Linked DNA regions of Homo sapiens: region 1 is linked to region 2. A link is a loop called in an ENCODE intact Hi-C map of the cell type or tissue named here. Cell type or tissue: tibial artery. All regions are shown on one strand. Links, peaks and the distances in the headings refer to the core of each region. The heading gives the core; the rest is flanking DNA.

Region 1 (7,274 bases), core at 1-5,000, 55 kb after region 2:
ACGACATGTTGTTTTGCTTAATGTTGTAACTTCTTTCAAAGCCAGGTCCTCCCGTCTGCTCAGCTGGCAGTTTCTCTGAGCGGAGCTCATGGGCACCCCAGGCCCTCCTGAGATGGCCACACTGTCGCCATCTCTATCCTAACACTCTACCTTCCACAGCCTCCGGACATCCCCCTGCTACAGCTGGGAAGGATGACTGCACTTACCATGACTATCTGTGGTCCCACCCAACAAATCTGAAGGTTCTGAGCTCAGAGAGCCCAGCAGAGCCCATGAACAGAGAGACAATCCACATTCTGTGAAGTGCAAAGAGAACCAGGGGTTGACTGAACTGACCCCGGACAGCACCCACCCTCCAGCTCCTAAGCTTATTTAATTAAATGGTAAATCCCAATCAAAGTGTTGAAAGCCAGAAAAGTCACAATGTGAGCTGGCAAGAATTACATGGCTTTAAGCTAGGCAAGAAACTGGAAGAGGAATCCACTTTATTTCTTTCTTTCTTTCTTTCTTTTTTTTTTTTTTTTTTTGAGACAGAGTCTCGCTCTGTCCCCCAGGCTGGAGTGCAGTGGCACAATCTCGGCTCACTGCAAGCTCCACCTCCCAGGTTCACGCTATTCTCCTGCCTCAGCCTCCCAAGTAGCTGGGACTACAGGCGCCCGCCACCATGCCCAGCTAATTTTTTGTATTTTTAGTAGAGACAGGTTTCCCCGTGTTACCCAGGATGGTCTGGATCTCCTGACCTCGTGATCCACCCGTCTTGGCCTCCCAAAGTGCTGGGATTACAGGCGTGAGCCACTGCGCCCGGCTGGAATCCACTTTCTTGATGTTTGTAATAACTTTTATGAGACAAAATATCCTCCCCAAAGACTTGCTTCATAAAAACTTCTGCACAGCAAAAGGAACAGTCAGCAGAGTAAACAGACAACCCACAGAGTGGGAGAAAATCTTCACAATCTATACATCTGACAAAGGACTAATATCTATAATCTACAAGGAACTCAAACAAATTAGCAAGAAAAAATAACAAACAATCCCATCAAAAACTGGGCTGAGGACATGAGTAGACAATTCTCAGAAGAAGATATACAAATGGCCAACAAATATAGGAAAAAATGCTCAACATCACTAATGATCTGGGAAATGCAAATCAAAACTACAATGCAATACCACGTTACTCCGCAAGAATGGCCTTAATCCAAAAATCAAAAAATAACAGATGTTGGCGTGGATGCGGTGAAAAAGGAACACGTTTACACAGCTGGTGGGAATGTAAACTAGTACAACCACTATGGAAAACAATGTGGAGATTCTTTAAAGAACTAAAAGTAGAAAGAACTACCATTTGATCCAGTAATCCCACTACTGGGTATCTACCCAGAGGAAAATAAGTCATTATACGAAAAAGATACTTGCACACGCATGTTTATAGCAGCACAATTCACAGCTGCAAAGATATGGAACCAGCCCAAATGCCCATCAATCAATGAGTGGATAAAGAAATTGTGGTATATATACACCATGGAATACTACTCAGCCATAAAAAAGAACAAATTAATGGCATTTGCAGCAACCTGGATGGAGACTATTATTCTAAGTGAAGTAACTCAGGAATGGAAAACCAAACATCATATGTTCTCACTCACAAGTGGGAGCTAAGCTATGAGGATGCAAAGGCATAAGAATAACACAATGGACTTTGGGGACTCAGGGGAAAGGGTGGGAGGTAAGTGAGGGATAAAAGACTACATATTGGGTACAGTGAAGGCTGCTCGGGTGATGGGTGCACCAGAATCTCACAAATCACCACTAAATAACTTTCTCATGTAACTAAATACCATCTGTTCCCCAAAAACCTACAGAAATAAAAATTAAAATAAAAAACAAACAAACCCTTTTCCTTTGTATTTCTGGAAGGTTTTTTAGGTTTTTGTTTGTTCATTTGTTTTTAATCAGTGACTCAGCTAGGGATGGAAAAAAAGTTAGATGACATATCCTGTCCTCCTTCCCAAACAGCCTGTGCTGTAAGGAGGAGACGTATGGGGGCAAGAGACAAAAAGGGAGGGGTGTCCCAGATAGATATTCCCATCAGAAAGGCTAGTTTCAAGCTCTGATTTATTTTCCTTTTGGCTACAGCTTGGAACATGGTAGAACCAGGTTGAAAAGAAGCAGGAAGCTCTTTGTTTCCAACACTTCACAATAATTTGTAAGATGGTCCTGAAAATACCCTCCACAGTGGGGCACCACTCCTAAATTGAGGCATTTCGGAGGGCCAACTGAGAGAGGTAGAGTGTGAAGTGCTCACACTCAATGCCAGGGCTCCATGAGCGTCAAAGCCGGGGGCTCTCAGGCAGCGAGGAAAGTTAACCCTGAGACAGAGGTGCCAGGGAGACACATCGGCCATGGTCCTGCCGCACATCGAGGCTTCTGGAGTCCTTCTTAAATAGCAGGTGCTAGGGGTACAAAGACGAACAGGACATAGTTCCTGCTCCCAAGGAGCTGCTGCCATGGTGAGGAAGATGTCCAGGTGGATGAACTACCACATGACAGGGATCTAAATAGGGGTCTGGACGGCACACTGTGAACAGAGAGCGGTTGCTCTCCTAGGCCCAGGGACAGCATGGGAAGAGTGCTGCCATGGCCGGCTTCCTCAGGAGCTGTAGCCCAGCCACATTCTGCTTTTTCCCTAAAAGGCTTTCTAATACCCACACACAAAAGCAAACCATGGGTAATAATAGCAGACGGCAGAACATCCACTATTAAATTTGATAATAGTGAGATGGGCTTTTGCAAATCTGGTCATCCTACCACTTTCTCAACCATCAAAGAAGAGCAGTGAGCAAGTGGAACGACCAAGAGTTAGAGCCTTCCCCACAGTGGTCAATATATCCATACACCTCAGTGTCTTCACCAACAGCCAAGGCTTCTGTATCCATCGCTATGCATGAAGCCCACAAGCCTCACTCTGGTGAGAGATACCAGCCTGGAAAAAATGCAGCTGTCTTTCATGAGGTTCCTGACCAGGAAATGCGGAGATGGGAACAGGAGAAGGAGCGCGTCACCCACGGAATGTCTGGCTTCTAATCCCTCTCCAGGATCTGTGTCTGTGGTCTCGGCTTCACCACCTGAGAAGGGTCTACAGATCTGAACTTAACCTGACACCAGTCTCTTTACCCAGATTGTTCTCTGAGTTTGTTCCTTTGATTACAATTCTACCAAAAGACTGTCACTGCCCCCAAATCTGACAGCAAATGAATTCTAGTCCAATGCTTGTTGGCTTATGCAAGGTGTGTGTTTTGTCAGCCTATTCCTGTCACCTATAATGTGAGCCCAGCATGCTCCTAGATTTCTAAACAAATTTTAAGAAAAAACTGTACAGGAGAATCAAGGAGAACAAACCTTCTCTTTAAAGGAGAGCAGCCAGTGGCTCACACCTGTAATCCCAGCACTTTGGGAGGCCGAGGTGGGCAGATCACCTGAGGCCAGGAGTTCGAGACCAGCCTGGCCTACAAGGCAAAACTTCATCTCTACTAAAAATACAAAAATTAGTGGGGCGTGGTGATGGGTACCTGTAATCCCAGCACTTTGGGAGGCCGAGGTGGGCAGAACACCTGAGGCCAGGAGTTCGAGACCACCCTGGCCTACAAGGCAAAACTTCATCTCTACTAAAAATACAAAAATTAGTGGGGCGTGGTGGTGGGTACCTGTAATCCCAGCTACTTAAGAGGCTGAGGCAAAAGAATCGCTTCAACCCGGGAGGCGGAGGCTGCAGTGAGCCAAGATCATGCCACTGCACTTCAGCCTGGGCAACAGAGCGAGACTCCGTCTCAAAAAAATAAAATAAAATAAAAATAAAAATAAAATAAAATAAAGGAGAACAAACCTTTCAGAGCAGTAACTCCTTCCCAAATGAACACTGCAGCTTTCCAACATCTAATAACATCCACACAGCACAGGAGGGCACACCTCCAGCCCCACAGAGCAGGCATGCAGAGCCATCAAGCACATCCTGGCCTCACTGGCGTCTGTGGCAGTCTCGCCTGCGCCACTCTGTGCCCTCTGCGCTGCTGCTATCGGGAAGGGACAGGGCATGTGCTTTAGCCACAGCTCTTGCCACGGGTATGCACTGCTAACAAATTCCTACTCTGTGAGGAACCCCCGTAAAAATGATCACTTTTGGATGAAAGAGGGGTCAACAAGCTACCTCCAAAACACCTGCTGGTTGCTAGAATTCGGAAGCCCCAATTTAACTAAAAAATGGTGATCTCTGGGAATTGAGAATGTTACTCAGAAGCATGATGGGAATTGTAAGACAACTAGAAGCAAATCTCCTCTCCTCCCGCTGACTCTTCCCTTCCCTGCTTTCCTTCTGCGGTTTCTTACTCAATGTGCATTGAAGCCAAATAAAAGATTCAGGAACCCTCTTGACAAGGACTGAAGGATCCCTAAATCTTCTAAGGCAAACACAAAAATCAGTAAAAAGGCCAAGGGATTCTCTTTATCTGCTAAACCAGAGCCTCCTTCCACTCCCAGCCCAGGCTGTAAGCACATCACAGGCACTCCGATCACTGACCCTGGAGCAGGGAAGCTGAGGACATTCACATTCACAGTGATCACAGAAGGACAGCCGGCTGCAAAGGGGGCCAGGGGTGGCTCAGCAGCAGGCCTGTTTCTTTTGTTACTTGAAAACCATCAACGAAAGCACTATAAACTTAAACCCATTTCACTACCCCCAATGTAGTACATGCTCACTTAAGGCTGCCGATAGGTTCATGTAAACTGCAACTGTAAACGAAATGACATACAGCAAGTCCTCGGGTAACGCTGTTTCCTTCAACTTTGTTTTTGTGATTGATTTTGTCACATGTCATTTCATTTAAAATTACAGTTTCTAATCATATATTGACAATGTTAAGGGGGGGACTTACTGTACAGTTAAAATGCTGGCTGGTCCAAAGAATGAATCCTGAACACTCTTCACTTAGGTTAACAATGATTAATTAATAATAGTTTATAGGCCCGGTGCGGTAGCTCACGCCTGTAATCCTAGCACTTTGGGAGGCTGAGGCGGGTGGATCACGAGGTCAGGAGATCCAGACCATCCTGGTTAACACGGTGAAACCTCGTCTCTACTAAAAACACAAAAAATTAGCCAGGCATAGTGGCGGGCGCCTGTAGTCCCAGCTACTTGGGAGGCTGAGGCGGGAGAATGACGTGAACCCGGGAGGCGGAGCTTGCAGTGAGCTGAGATCATACCACTGCACTCCAGCCTGGGCAACAGAGCGAGAATCCATCTCAAAATAAATAAATAAATAAAAAGTTTATGAATAATTGCTCTATATCATTTTTCAGAATCCAAAGCAACACTGGCCTATGCATTGTATCAGGCAAACTACCCAACGCCATCATGCGTGAGCTTAAAGAACATGTTTTCTCTGACCCTGCTGGGGATGAGCCCAGGTCTTCCTCTTATGGGGTTACCAGAGGCAGTAGTGTGGCATGGAAGAGTGCTTGCTTCTTAGTAATATCCAGGGGCTGTGGACGGAGATGGCAGAAACAGGGTGACGGGCTGTGACCAACTTCACATGCTTTATATAAGGTTCTTGGAGGCACTGGAAGCTACAGGGGATTGGCAGCTGTGCTGAACTTAGTGGCTCCCAGCTTCTGACCACAGTGGCTGAGTCAGAGCTTCAGTGATCATAGACAGCGTACTTACACATTTGCAAATGGAAACATCTGCTTTTCTAATTTTTGATGAGAATCTGCCTGGCCAGGCATATGGGAGTGTGAGGAAAGTGGACACATTCACAAACTCCACACTTAGAAAGGGCATGCCAGGCGTGGTGGCTCATGCCTGTAATCCCAGCACTTCAGGAGGCTGAGGCGGGAGGATCGCTTGAGGCCAGGAGTTTGAGGCCAGCCTGGGCAACATAGCAAGACCCCATCTCCACAAAAACACTTAAAAATTAGCCAGGTATGGTGGTATGCGCCTGTAGTCCCAGCTACTCAAGAAGCTGAGGCAAGAAGATTATTTGAGCCTAGGAGTTTGAGGCTGCAGTGATCTGTGATCATGCCACTGCACTCCAGGCTGGGTGACAGAGTGAGACCTTGACTCTACAAAAAGAAAAGAAAATGAAATAAATGAAAGGGAAGGAAGGAAGGAAAAGAAAAAGACGAAAAAGAGAAAAGAAATGAAAAGGGCAGCCAGAGGGCTGCGCCTTCTGTCACCAAGGTGGAGCTCGCCCTGGCACAGGAGACTATGAGGCTCCAGAGTGAGGCTCTTGCTGGATCTCCCAATTAACTGGGACTCCTCATTTCCCTCTCCAGGTACAAAATCAAGAGCATGCCCTTTCCATGCAGCGGGAGCCGTGACTATCAGCGGCATCTCCCCATTGATTAGGTATCTCATTAAGGAGGTCCCCGGCTGAGACCATGCTGCTTCCAGCTGCCAGATTTCTGCTTTGTGTGGAATGGGCAGGAGGCGCCTGGAAGCCTCGGGTGCCATGGATGCCCCAGTGCTCGCTGGAGTCTCTGCCACTCCTCTGGCCCTGATAACTGCCTGTGTGGACCGGCGTCTGGGCTCCCGCCTGCTGGTTGTCTAGGCAACGAGCTGCAGGACAAGGTCACGGAGACCCGAGCCAGGTAGTGGCATCTTGAGAAAACCACTACCCACAGAAGGGCTGACCTGCGCACAGACCAGGCCCCCCACATGCTCCGGTGCAGACCGTCCCAGACGAGTCACGTCTGTCCTTCTTCCTTGCCTGACTCACAAGTGTTAGGGAGCAAGTGAAAACGTCACCTTCTATCACTACCTTTTATCTTTGCTTTGCTTAGATCAAAAATGTCCTTCAAAGGCCTAATGATTTTGTCAAAAAGAAGAAAAACCACCTGCAAAATAAAATACAACCCCTTCCCCCAAAACACTTTCTAAGCCCAGCAGCTTAATTTTGATGGGGATCAGCTGTCTTGCTTCCCCATGCATACTTTTAAAACAAAAAACTAAATATAAATAACTTCTTATTCTTCCAAGCGCAATTTATTTTTTATTTTTCATGTATTTATTTTTTGAGACAGAGTCTCACTTTGTCACCCAGGCTGCAGTGCGGTGGCACGATATTGGCTCACTGCAACCTCTGCCTTCCGGGTTCAAGCGATTCTCCTGCCTCAGCCTCCCAAGTAGCTGGGATTACCGGCACCTGCCACCAAGCCTGGCTAAATTTTGTGTTTTTAGTAGAGACAGGGGTTTCACCATGTTGGTCAGTCTGGTCTCGAACTCC
Region 2 (10,022 bases), core at 2,163-7,162:
CTCAGTGCACAAGTCTTTCACCTCCTTGGGTAAGTATATTTCTAAGTATTCTCTTTTTTTGATGCTATTGAAAATGGAATTTTCTTAATTTCCTTACCGAATTGTTCATTGTACATGAAAATAAATGCAATTGATTTTTGCATGTTGATTCTGTATCCTGCTAACTTTGCCAAATTCATTAGTTCTGACACTTTTTGGGTTATTTTTAAAATAGAATCTTTAGAGTTTTTACACATAAGGTCATGTCATCTTCTAACAGATACTTTTACTTCTTCCTTTCCACTTGGAATGTCTTTTATTTCTTTTTCTTGCCTAATTGCTCTGGCTAGAATGTCTAATTAATACTATGTTGAACAGAAGTAGTGAAAGCAGGCATCCTTGTCTTGTTCCCGGTCTTACAGGAAAAGCTTTCAGTCTTTTACCATTAAGTATGATGTAAGCTGTGGGCTTTTCATAGATAGCCTTTATGATGTTGAAGTAGCTTCCTTCCATCCTACTTTGTTGAGGGTTTCTATCATGAAAGTATGTTGAATTTCATCAAACACTGATGGCAGTGGTGGCCCATCTGGAGCAGCTGCTGTGAAGATGCTGGCTGCAGCAGGGGAGGCATGGCCAGGGCTGTGTGCTCCACGGAGCCGGTGAGAGCCAGGAACAGGTGGGAGCCCTGCCCTCTTCTGAGTTGGTAGGGCAGGAGCCCTGCCCTCCTGGGTGCAGCTGCAGTCACAAAGCTGCAGCTGCGGACCCAGGGCATCCCTGTGCTCTCAGGGTCCTAGCGAAGTCCCCTGCCCCTGCAGGCTCAGAAGTGCCTGCTCCTGCTACCTGGCTTCTCCCCGCTCCTGCTGCCTGCTCCAATTTTGGAGCAAAGCTGAGGCTGAGCCTGGGCACTGTCACAATTTGGCCAGGTGTGTCACAATTTGGCCAGGTGTGTCACAATTTGGGGCAGCGCTGATATGCCAGCCCCCTGCCACCTCAGCCCCCTCCGGACTTTGGGTGCTGACGAGCATCAGTGGGAGGCTGAGGCAGGGGTGGGCTGAGGGTGGGTTGGTGTGGGCCTGCAGGTGCCCCTTGACACCAACAGCCTGGGCACCGTGTACATGACTGATGGCAGCAGGAGGCAGACAGGCTCCTGGGCAAAAAGGGGCAGGTCCCTGCTGAAGCCCCACCTTCAAGCCAGGAATGGCCTAAAGCATGGGGGCCAAGCTGTCAGTTCTGAGTGGAGTCCACAGACCAGAGTAAGAACTTAGGATGCTTTTTCTGGGCCTGCCTGTGGCCGTCCATGGACCAATCAGCATGCACTTCCTCCCTTTTGAGCTCATTAAAAATCCTGGATTCAGTTTGACTTGAACAGACATCGGATCAACCTGCCTGTGGATAGGAGCTACTCACTGCAGGTCTCCTCTCCACTGACGGCTAGACACTTATTGGCATGACCTGCCTGAGGAAAGGAGCTACCCATTGACAGACAGACATTGGGATGACCTGTCTGGGGAAAGGAGCTACCCTCTATGGGTCTCCTCTCTGCTCTGAGCTGGACAGACGTCAGGATGACCTGCCTACAGAAAGGAGCTACCCATTGACAGACAGACATTGGGATGACCTGTCTGGGGAAAGGAGCTACCCACTGTGGGTCTCCTCTCTGATCTGAGCTGGACAGACAGACATCAGGATGACCTGCCTACAGAAAGGAGCTATCCAGTCTGGGTCTCCTGAGAGCTGTTCTGTTGCTCAATGAAGCTTCTCTCCAACTTCTCACCCACCAGTTGTCCATGTACCTCATTCTTCTTGGATGTGGGACAAGAACTTGTGACTGGCCGAATGGTGGGACTAAAAGAGCTGTAACATAAACAGGGCTGAAACATGCCCCTCCACTCACCACACTGTGGGGGACAAGAAGGAAAGAAGAGCTGTGACCCTTAGGGCAGCCCAGACCTAGGGTTCTCCTGGCCAGGGCTGTGACACCATCTTTGGGACTCTGCAGTTCCTGGTGTCTCCAAGCTTCCGGGTACCATCACATTCCCCTCATCCAGACGCAAGTGCCTGCAGTGGATGCTGCATGCAGTGTATCTGGTCCAGCTGCAGCCTTGCACAGAGCAAGCACCTGTGCCAGTACCTGGAGCTGCCTGCCCTGCTGCAGCAACCAGCGCACCTGGCTGTGCACAGTGGCTGGACCTTGCACTCACTTGCTCACACACCCCTCACCATTCTGTGCCTGGCTTGCCCTTGGCAGGTGTGGGATCTGGGCCAGTAACGTGAGCTGAGCGCAGCCTGCCAGGGGAAGTGGGCAGGATGAGCCCAGTGGGCATGAGCAATACTCAGGCAGAAGGCACCACCAGCCACAAAGGTTTCTGACTGGCGAAGTGACACCCTAAGGATCCTGTGACAATACTATTTCTGCATCAACTGAGATGATTGTGGGACAAGAACTTGGGACCTGCTGAATGAAGTTTGGGACCCCCAACTTCATTCTGTTAATGTAGTGTATGACACTGACTGAATTTCATGTATGGAACCATCCTTGCCTTCTGGGAATAAATCCCCCACTTGTTGATGATGTATAATCCTTTTACTTTTTTAAATTTAATTTTTATTTAGTATTATTATTATTTTTGAGACAGAGTCTCGCTCTGTCTTCCAGGCTGGAGTACAGTGGCACGATCTCAGGTCACTGCAACCTCCGCCTCCCGGGGTCAAGTGATTCTCCTGCCTCAGCCTCCCGAGTAGTTGGGATTGCAGGTGCGTGCCCCCATGCCTGGTTAATTTTCGTATTTTTAGTAGTGACAGGTTTCACCATGTTGGCCAGGCTGGTCTCGAACTCCTGACCTCAAGTAATCTGCCTCCCTTAGCCTCCCAAAGTGCTGGGATTACAGGTGTGAGTCACTGTGCGCAGCCAGTATAACCCTTTTAATATACTGCTGAATTTAGTTTGCTAGTATTTTGTTGAGGACTTTTGCATCAATATTTATAAGAAATATTAGTCTATGGTTATCTTTTTCTGCTGTGTCTTTGTCTGGCTTTGGTATCAGGAATGCTGGCCTCATCTCATAATGAGTTAGGAAGTGTTCCCACCTCTTGAAATTTCTAGAAGTTTAAGAAGGATTGATGTCAATTCTTTAAATGTTTGGTAGAATTCACCACTGAAGCCATGTGGTCCAGGTTGGAGATTTTAGACCATTGGTTCAATCTCCTTACTAGCTATAGATCTATTAAGATTTTCTATTTCTTCATGATTCAGTCTTGGTAGGCTGTTTCTAATATCTTTTCATTTCATCTAGGTTATCCAATTGGTTTGCATACAATTGTTCGTAGCACTATTTTATAATCCTTTTCATTTCTGTATTTATTGGATCATTTTTCTTCCAACCAGTACATCTCATATTATTAAAGGACAGTCGTCTGCAGCCATGACTTACTGAGGGTTCCCTTGTGCTGCACCATGGGCTGTCGCCTGCTGCCATGCGTCCACGTGTGCAAGGCCACACCACGCCCGAACCCTGCTGGGCTTATGCTCTCAGCTACACTCTCCTTTCCACACACACACAGAGGACCCCAGGAATGATCAGATGTGGGGACTGGAAACAACCAGGGAGAGCACTGAACACAGTGTTTTCCACCATGTGCTTTGCAGCCTCTTAGAGAGCTGGAAAATCCATTTAAGTGGGTCACAGCCAGCATTCCAAAAACTGAAACAGAACAGAAATGATCTGAGCACACTGTAAGTATTGTTTTGTAAAACCTCTGCCTTAATTGCATTATAGGAGGCTTTTGTGTTGTGATATAAAATGTATTTCTTACTGTTCTTCATGGCAAGATACAGATTGAAGGCCTCCGAATGAAGCCAGTTATCCCTCATTTTAGATGGGGGGAAACTGAGGACAGAGGGCATATTCCTCTCTAGGCACCTCGGTCAGTCTGCGGTAAAGCAAGACTACTGCTGGGTATTCTGATTCTACCCAAGGGCTAACCTCCCAGTGAATGAATGTATTTTATGGCCTCAAATAGTTGGAAATCTATTTTTCCCCTGTTCCACAGTGAGAATTTCAAAGAAGAGGTGAAATTGATCTTTGGATATTCAGCAACACCTTTGCCTTCTGATAAAATCAATTTTCCCTGTTTTCTCCCTTTTTTCATGCAGCCTCTCCACCATCCTGATATTTTATCACTACCGTCCTTTCCACTCTAGATGGCAGTCACAGCCTGGATGTGAGGCCAGTACCCCTGGCTGTCAGAGACTGCACCTCCCCCTTTCTTCCTCCTGGGGAATCCATCATCAGACTTCTCAGATTCAAGATCCCCCAACTCTGCTCAATCTAGGGCACGTCCCTTAAGAGAAAAGACAAATCATCTAGGAAGGTCTGCTGGAAGAAAAGGAAGGGAATCCTTTCTATTTCTGGGACAATGCAATGGGCTAGCGGGGAAAAGCAATATGAGGTGCCTCTCCCAGCTTGGTGCTGGGGTTAGTGAGCAATCGGACTTCAAGAGGAATCAGCCTGGGAATGAGAAAGTTCCAGGCAGCAGGAAAATGTGGAACCACACAAGATCCAGGCAGGCATCATCCTGATTTCAGCACCAGTTGCCTCGTCTCACATGTGAGAAGAAGTCAGAGCTCAGAGGGGATTTTCTGTGACCTTCACCCAAGGTCACAGAGCTGCTGGGGCTTTGCCAAGAGCCAGACCCCAGCCTGGTGAGCCTCCCCAACAGGGGCCACCCAGAGTTATGATCATTAAGATAATTTTTAATCTTCTTCTCTTTTTTTTTTTCAGAACAAACCACACCAACTTTCAAGGACTAAGCAAAAAATAAACCAACAGATTTTACTATTAGATTATTAATGCTAATACCTTATATATTTAAAAGATTACTATAAATTTGTTGATAAAAATGTTCATACATTTTATTTAAAATTATTATTTTAGCCACCATAGAAACCATGTTCAAATGAATTACTCTGGGAGTCTATAGATGCCCAGAACATTACTGCCTTTAGCATCAGTTTACATGATCAGAGGATGTTTTGTAATTGCAAAGGTAATACATGAATACATTCTTACCATAAAAGTTTTACTGCACAGATCAGTGTTCCTTTGTCCTTACTTCCTTCCCAGGCACAGCTGTCAGTTTGCTGTGGGTCCTTCCTGACCTTTCTCTACAGATCAGTTTGTAACTCGGACGTCAGTCTCACTAATTGAGTCGTGCTTGCCTTTGCACCAAAATTGTATCATTTGGTTTGATCACCCATATAATGAACAAGACTTAACTCTAAATGGATTTTGGCTGGTACCAAAAATCAAATCTATCCCCAAGAGCAAAACTATTTGCTCTTTGCAAAGGAAGATTTGCCATTGTGGAGAAGCTTTTAAAAAATTTCCCTTGATTAAAAAAACAAACAAACAAATAAAAACAACCCAGTCAGGTGCAGTGGCTCAGGCCTGTAATCCTAGCACTTTGGGAGGCTGAAGTGGGAAGATCGTTTGAGGCAAGGAGTTCAAGACCAGCCTGGGCAACACAGTGAGATCTTGTCTCTACAAAAAATTTAAAAATTAGCCAGGCATGGTTGCGCGTGCCTATAGTCACAGCTACGCAGGAGGCTGAGGCAGGGGGATCAGTTGAGCCTAAATGTTCGAGGCTGCAGTGAGTTATGATCATGCCACTATACTCCAGCCTGCGCAACAAAGTGAGATCTTGTCACTTAAAAATAACCCCAAAACCTGAAGGTAATTCCCAAACATTCTGAGCAGTGCCAACATCAGTAGAAGGACTATTTGAGACACTGTCACTTTAAAGATAAGCATTGACTCTTCCAAAGCTCTGCCCACTGTGGTTCAGGTGGGAATCTGCGTGCAGCTGGGGTCCAGCATCCTTATGCAGTTTCTGCCGGGCCGCTTGGCCTCCTGTTTCCCTTAATTGAAGGGAGATGTTCTCATTTTGAGGTGATGTGAAATTGTCTATCCTCTAATGCTTCAATTAGACATAGCAAAGGGCAAAACCTTTCAAATGACCACCTGGGCAGCCTGATAATTGGAAGTCCTTGCTCACTCAGACAGACATGCTGCGGCCAACCCGCCGGACCCTAAGCTCTTGGAAATGCAGTTTCCGTGAAATGCAGTAACGGAGAGCTGTCACTGGACAACCGACAAACACACACATCTGGTCTGTGGTGCAGCAGGGTCTGCCTTGCCTGCAGGGAAACGGTCCCCTGCGGTTCATCCCCACAATGATGCCAGAGGAAGCCTGTGGCTCTTTTCTTTAGTCTGGAGTGTCAGAGGCAGACCGAGTACAACTGCATCAGTAAGCCCTTTAGTCCACTCCTTCAAGCCTTACTGAAAATCATTCCTTTCCATCGTTTTCCACATGCTTTTCTAAACGTATGAGGTGGGCAGGAGTGAGAGCAGCAGGGCACAGCGAGCCAGCGCTCCAGCCGCAGTGGGAATGAACAGTGTGGCGCTGAAACCCCTGCTCCCTGTGCCCTCCGAGGGATCCCAGGACACTGCCTGTGGGTTTCTCAAACACCCCTGAGCCTGGGGCCCACCTCAGAGCCTCTATCTGCAGGGGAGGGTAGAGGGACACTGCCCAGGTAGAGAAAGGCACTCGTCACATATGGCACACCCAGAGGTCCCCTCACTGTGAGTTCTGAGCCCCAGCACAGCGGGCTCCTGGCTGTCAGACACCTGCCCAGGACCGTCTGCCCTCTGGCCACCGCTGCTCCCAAGGCCAGCAGAGAGGCTGCTGGTGCAGGGCCGAGCCTCAGAGAGCGGGGAGCCCATGGCCACCTCTGTCCCTCTGGCTATAAGCTTTAGTCACAGAGGAGGGCCTTGCCTGGGGAGATGACTGGACAGCAGTGGCCACGAGTGACCATGTCAGGCTGGGCACAGGACACGCACAGCACTGTTGACCCAGACACGTGTCTCAACTCCTAACCAGGCAGGAACAGTATTTACTTCCACAAGGACCTTCTCACCCATTTTTCTGGGAACCAGTGGCCCTCTCAGTCTATCTTGGTCTTCAGCCTTGCAATAGAAGCCTGAGTGCAGAAGAAAATTTTCTCTGAAAAACAACCCCCACGTGCAAACCCACAGATGGCAATGCTGCTGCCCGGCACTGAAGGGTCCCCAGCGAGAGACAGGTGACAGCCCGGGCAGCACAGGCCCACTCCATGGCAGCCACCTCACAGCCCCAGCCTCAGGGTGTGGCCCCATAGGCTGCTTTTTCAAGAGAAGATGGAAACTCCAATTTTCATGTGAAATCTCACAATTTTTATTTTTTATTTTTTTATTTTTGAGATGGCGTCTCCCTCTGTCGGCCAGGCTGGAGTGCAATGGCGTGATCTCAGCTCACTGCAACCTCTGCCTCCAGATTCTCTTGCTTCAGCCTCCCAAGTAGCTGGGATTACAGGCACGTGCCACCACACCTGGCTAACTTTTGTATTTTTGAGTAGAGACAAGGTTTCACCATGTTGGCTGGGCTGGTCTCAAACTCCTGACCTCAAGTGATCTGCCCACCTCGGCCTCCCAAAGTGCTGAGATTATAGGCGTGAGCCACCGCACCCAGCCCCAATTTTTAAAAGCTAGATCAACTTAGGTTCGAACACCCTGTGGGGCAAACCAGGTACACAGCCATGCTCTAGGCTAACTCTGTGGCTTCTGCAGAGAGGGACTTGTGGGGAGAGCTCACCCCATGTCAGGGCACTGTGGATCTGAGGAGCATGAGTTTCTGCATCAAGAGGGCTGACAGCCACCAAGTGCTTGTCCTCCTCCGCAACAGCCAGGGCCCCTCCCAGTGTCAACCCCAGGGAGCTGGAGGAGCCCAGCTGTGCTGGGTGGGGCCTGGCTGCTCCTCCTGGCTATGAAGAATGGGCACCTGGATTTTCACAATCGATTTAATCCCTGTAGGAGTTGATAATGAAGAGATGTGTGATGTGATTCCTTTTGTTAATTTTTTAAATTGAAATTGCTGTTTCTATAGGTCAAAATGGCTGAATGTTAACAATTTCATATGCTTCAATCTGGGTAAAGGTCCCTGTCCCTCTCCTGCCTCTCCCTCCATCCGCTGATGGCCAGACCCTTCTGCCTGCATGCCATCCCCTACCCCTGGGCTGTCCACACAGGCCAGGCTGGACCCTCTGGGCCAGGCTGCTGGCAGTCAGAAAAGGTCACCTGGGCTCCCTCAGCTCCAGCAAGAAATGTTCCAGCAACTTGTTCAAATAGCTCTCCGGGCTGTGTCTAGAATATTCATGCCCCTTTACTGCTTTCCCATTACTGAATGGTCTAAGATAATGAAAAGAAATCTAGACAGTCTCAATGCTCAGAAGTCACACAAACCAGGCTCCAAAGAAACCAAGCTCAGGCTACCTCAGCAAGAATGCACAAGGATGCAGATCCGGACCCGCCGCTGCTATCTGCTATGATGTAAGCATTTGCTTTGTCTGTGATGTAATTCACACCTGAGTTGCTAGTTTTCATTTTCATCCAGAAATCACTACTTCCACCACATTCAGGCCCAGTAACATCCATTCCTTGGGCCCCCCTGGGACACACAGTGTCTACCGCATGGCGACAAAGGTTGACTGGCTTTGGGACACCCATCACGTTCATGCAGCATGCACTGTCCCAGGCCAAGGGACATGGGAGGAAGGTGCCAGTGTCAGGAGGATGCTGGTAGAGGGGAGGAGGTTGCTGGTGGAGGGAGGAGGGCTCTGGTGGGGGGAGGAGGGCTCTGGCGGGGGGAGGAGGGCGCCGGCTGAGGGGAGGAGGGTGCTGGCGGGGGGAGGAGGGTGGTGGCAGGGGGAGGAGGGCTCTGGTGGGGGGAGGAGGGTGCTGGCAGGGGGAGGAGGCCTCTGGCGGGGGGAGGAGGGCGCCGGCTGCGGCTCCTCACCTGCACCTGCACAGGAGCACACCCTATGGGACAGGGACCAGAACTGGCTGAGCTGGGCACTCCCTCAGGAAGGGGCCAGAGAAGGCAGCGGGGCAGTCACCACTTCTCAGAACGGGACTCTCCGCAAGAAGCAGAGAAGCCAGGGCCACAGTGATGCTGTCTGGTTAAGCTTGGTCTGGCCCTTCCTTGTGGTCAAAGTGGAAAACCTGTAGAGGAGGCGAGGGGCCGCTCATAGCAGGGCGGGAAGCTTCCTCAGCCAAGTAAGGCTGCTGGCCTGCTCATCCTCCTCCTCCAAACCAAAACTCACTCCCATCCTATTGCCCCAAGCTATGTTTCCACCTCCACTCTCCAGGCTTCCAGCAGAAAGACGTAACAGTAAGTTTAATCAGAGTGTGAAGCCTAATCACCTAGAAGTTGGTTAATTCAATGCCCAGCACTTCTCACACCAGGTTTAAATAGAACATCATTTTCTAATGTGCTCATGGAGCCCTGGGGTGGGTCTCTACAAACAGGCCCTCACAGGAGGCTCCCCAACAATGCACAGGCTCCTAATGAGGCTGCGCTCCACAGAGGGGACAGGAGGAGCATCCAACCCCAGCTGCTGACTGGAGGGTGCTGAGCCGCCGCCAGGGCCTGGACTCCCAGGGCCTCGGGTGCTGCAGGAGAAAGGCCTCGGACATTGGTGCTGAGAAAGGAAGAGGTGCTTAGGGGCTTGCAGGGGCCCTGATAACTGGAAAGAAGCCATGAGGATGGCAGCATCTGCCCAGACACACTCATCCTCCCCAGCCGCCTTGCCCTGGAGCACAGGCCTGCACAGCAGCACAGGGAGCCCAGGAGACAGAGGACTGCCAGGCTCTGCCAGGGGGCACAGGGCCCTCCCTGCCATGCTGACCAGCCAGCCGTGCCTTCCCAGCCCCTTCCAAGCCCCTTGGGAGGGGGCTTCCTGACACAGGTGGTCACCTAGGGATGGGGAAGGCGGGGAACTTGGAACTGCCCTCGCCAACTGCACATGGGCCAGGCCAGGCATGGGGACGGAGGAGACACAGGTCCTCATACCTGCCCCAAACACCTCCTACAGCTCCCACGCCTGACACTCCCCCATCCCAAAGGCACAATCGGCCAGCCAGACCCCTAGCCTCCCCTAGGAAGATGGA

Evidence for each region. Hi-C counts contacts between places; a loop is a spot of excess contacts. Peaks named below come from ENCODE experiments on the same cell type or tissue, not always from the same donor. Only the 100,000 strongest peaks of a DNase experiment are listed, where the experiment ranks them.
Region 1: it touches region 2 in a loop (2.5-fold over the local background); 44 of 110 quality-filtered maps call a loop at or near these places.

Annotation. Positions count from the first base shown.
Region 1 is chr18:13,569,675-13,576,948 of GRCh38, reverse strand. The region is part of intron 4 of LDLRAD4 (low density lipoprotein receptor class A domain containing 4); the gene reads right to left. Among named protein-coding and RNA genes, the nearest start is that of MIR4526, 38 kb to the left of the region's middle. RefSeq lists enhancers at 5,571-5,620, 5,711-5,760. In tibial artery, for the core only: no CTCF peak of the experiment used is centred there; no DNase peak of the experiment used is centred there.
Region 2 is chr18:13,624,513-13,634,534 of GRCh38, reverse strand. The region is part of intron 5 of LDLRAD4 (low density lipoprotein receptor class A domain containing 4); the gene reads right to left. Among named protein-coding and RNA genes, the nearest start is that of MIR4526, 18 kb to the right of the region's middle. RefSeq lists an enhancer at 7,920-8,420. In tibial artery, for the core only: a CTCF peak has its summit at 4,199 (motif pointing right); DNase peaks (open chromatin) are centred at 4,464, 6,084 and 6,744; H3K27ac peaks cover 465 bases.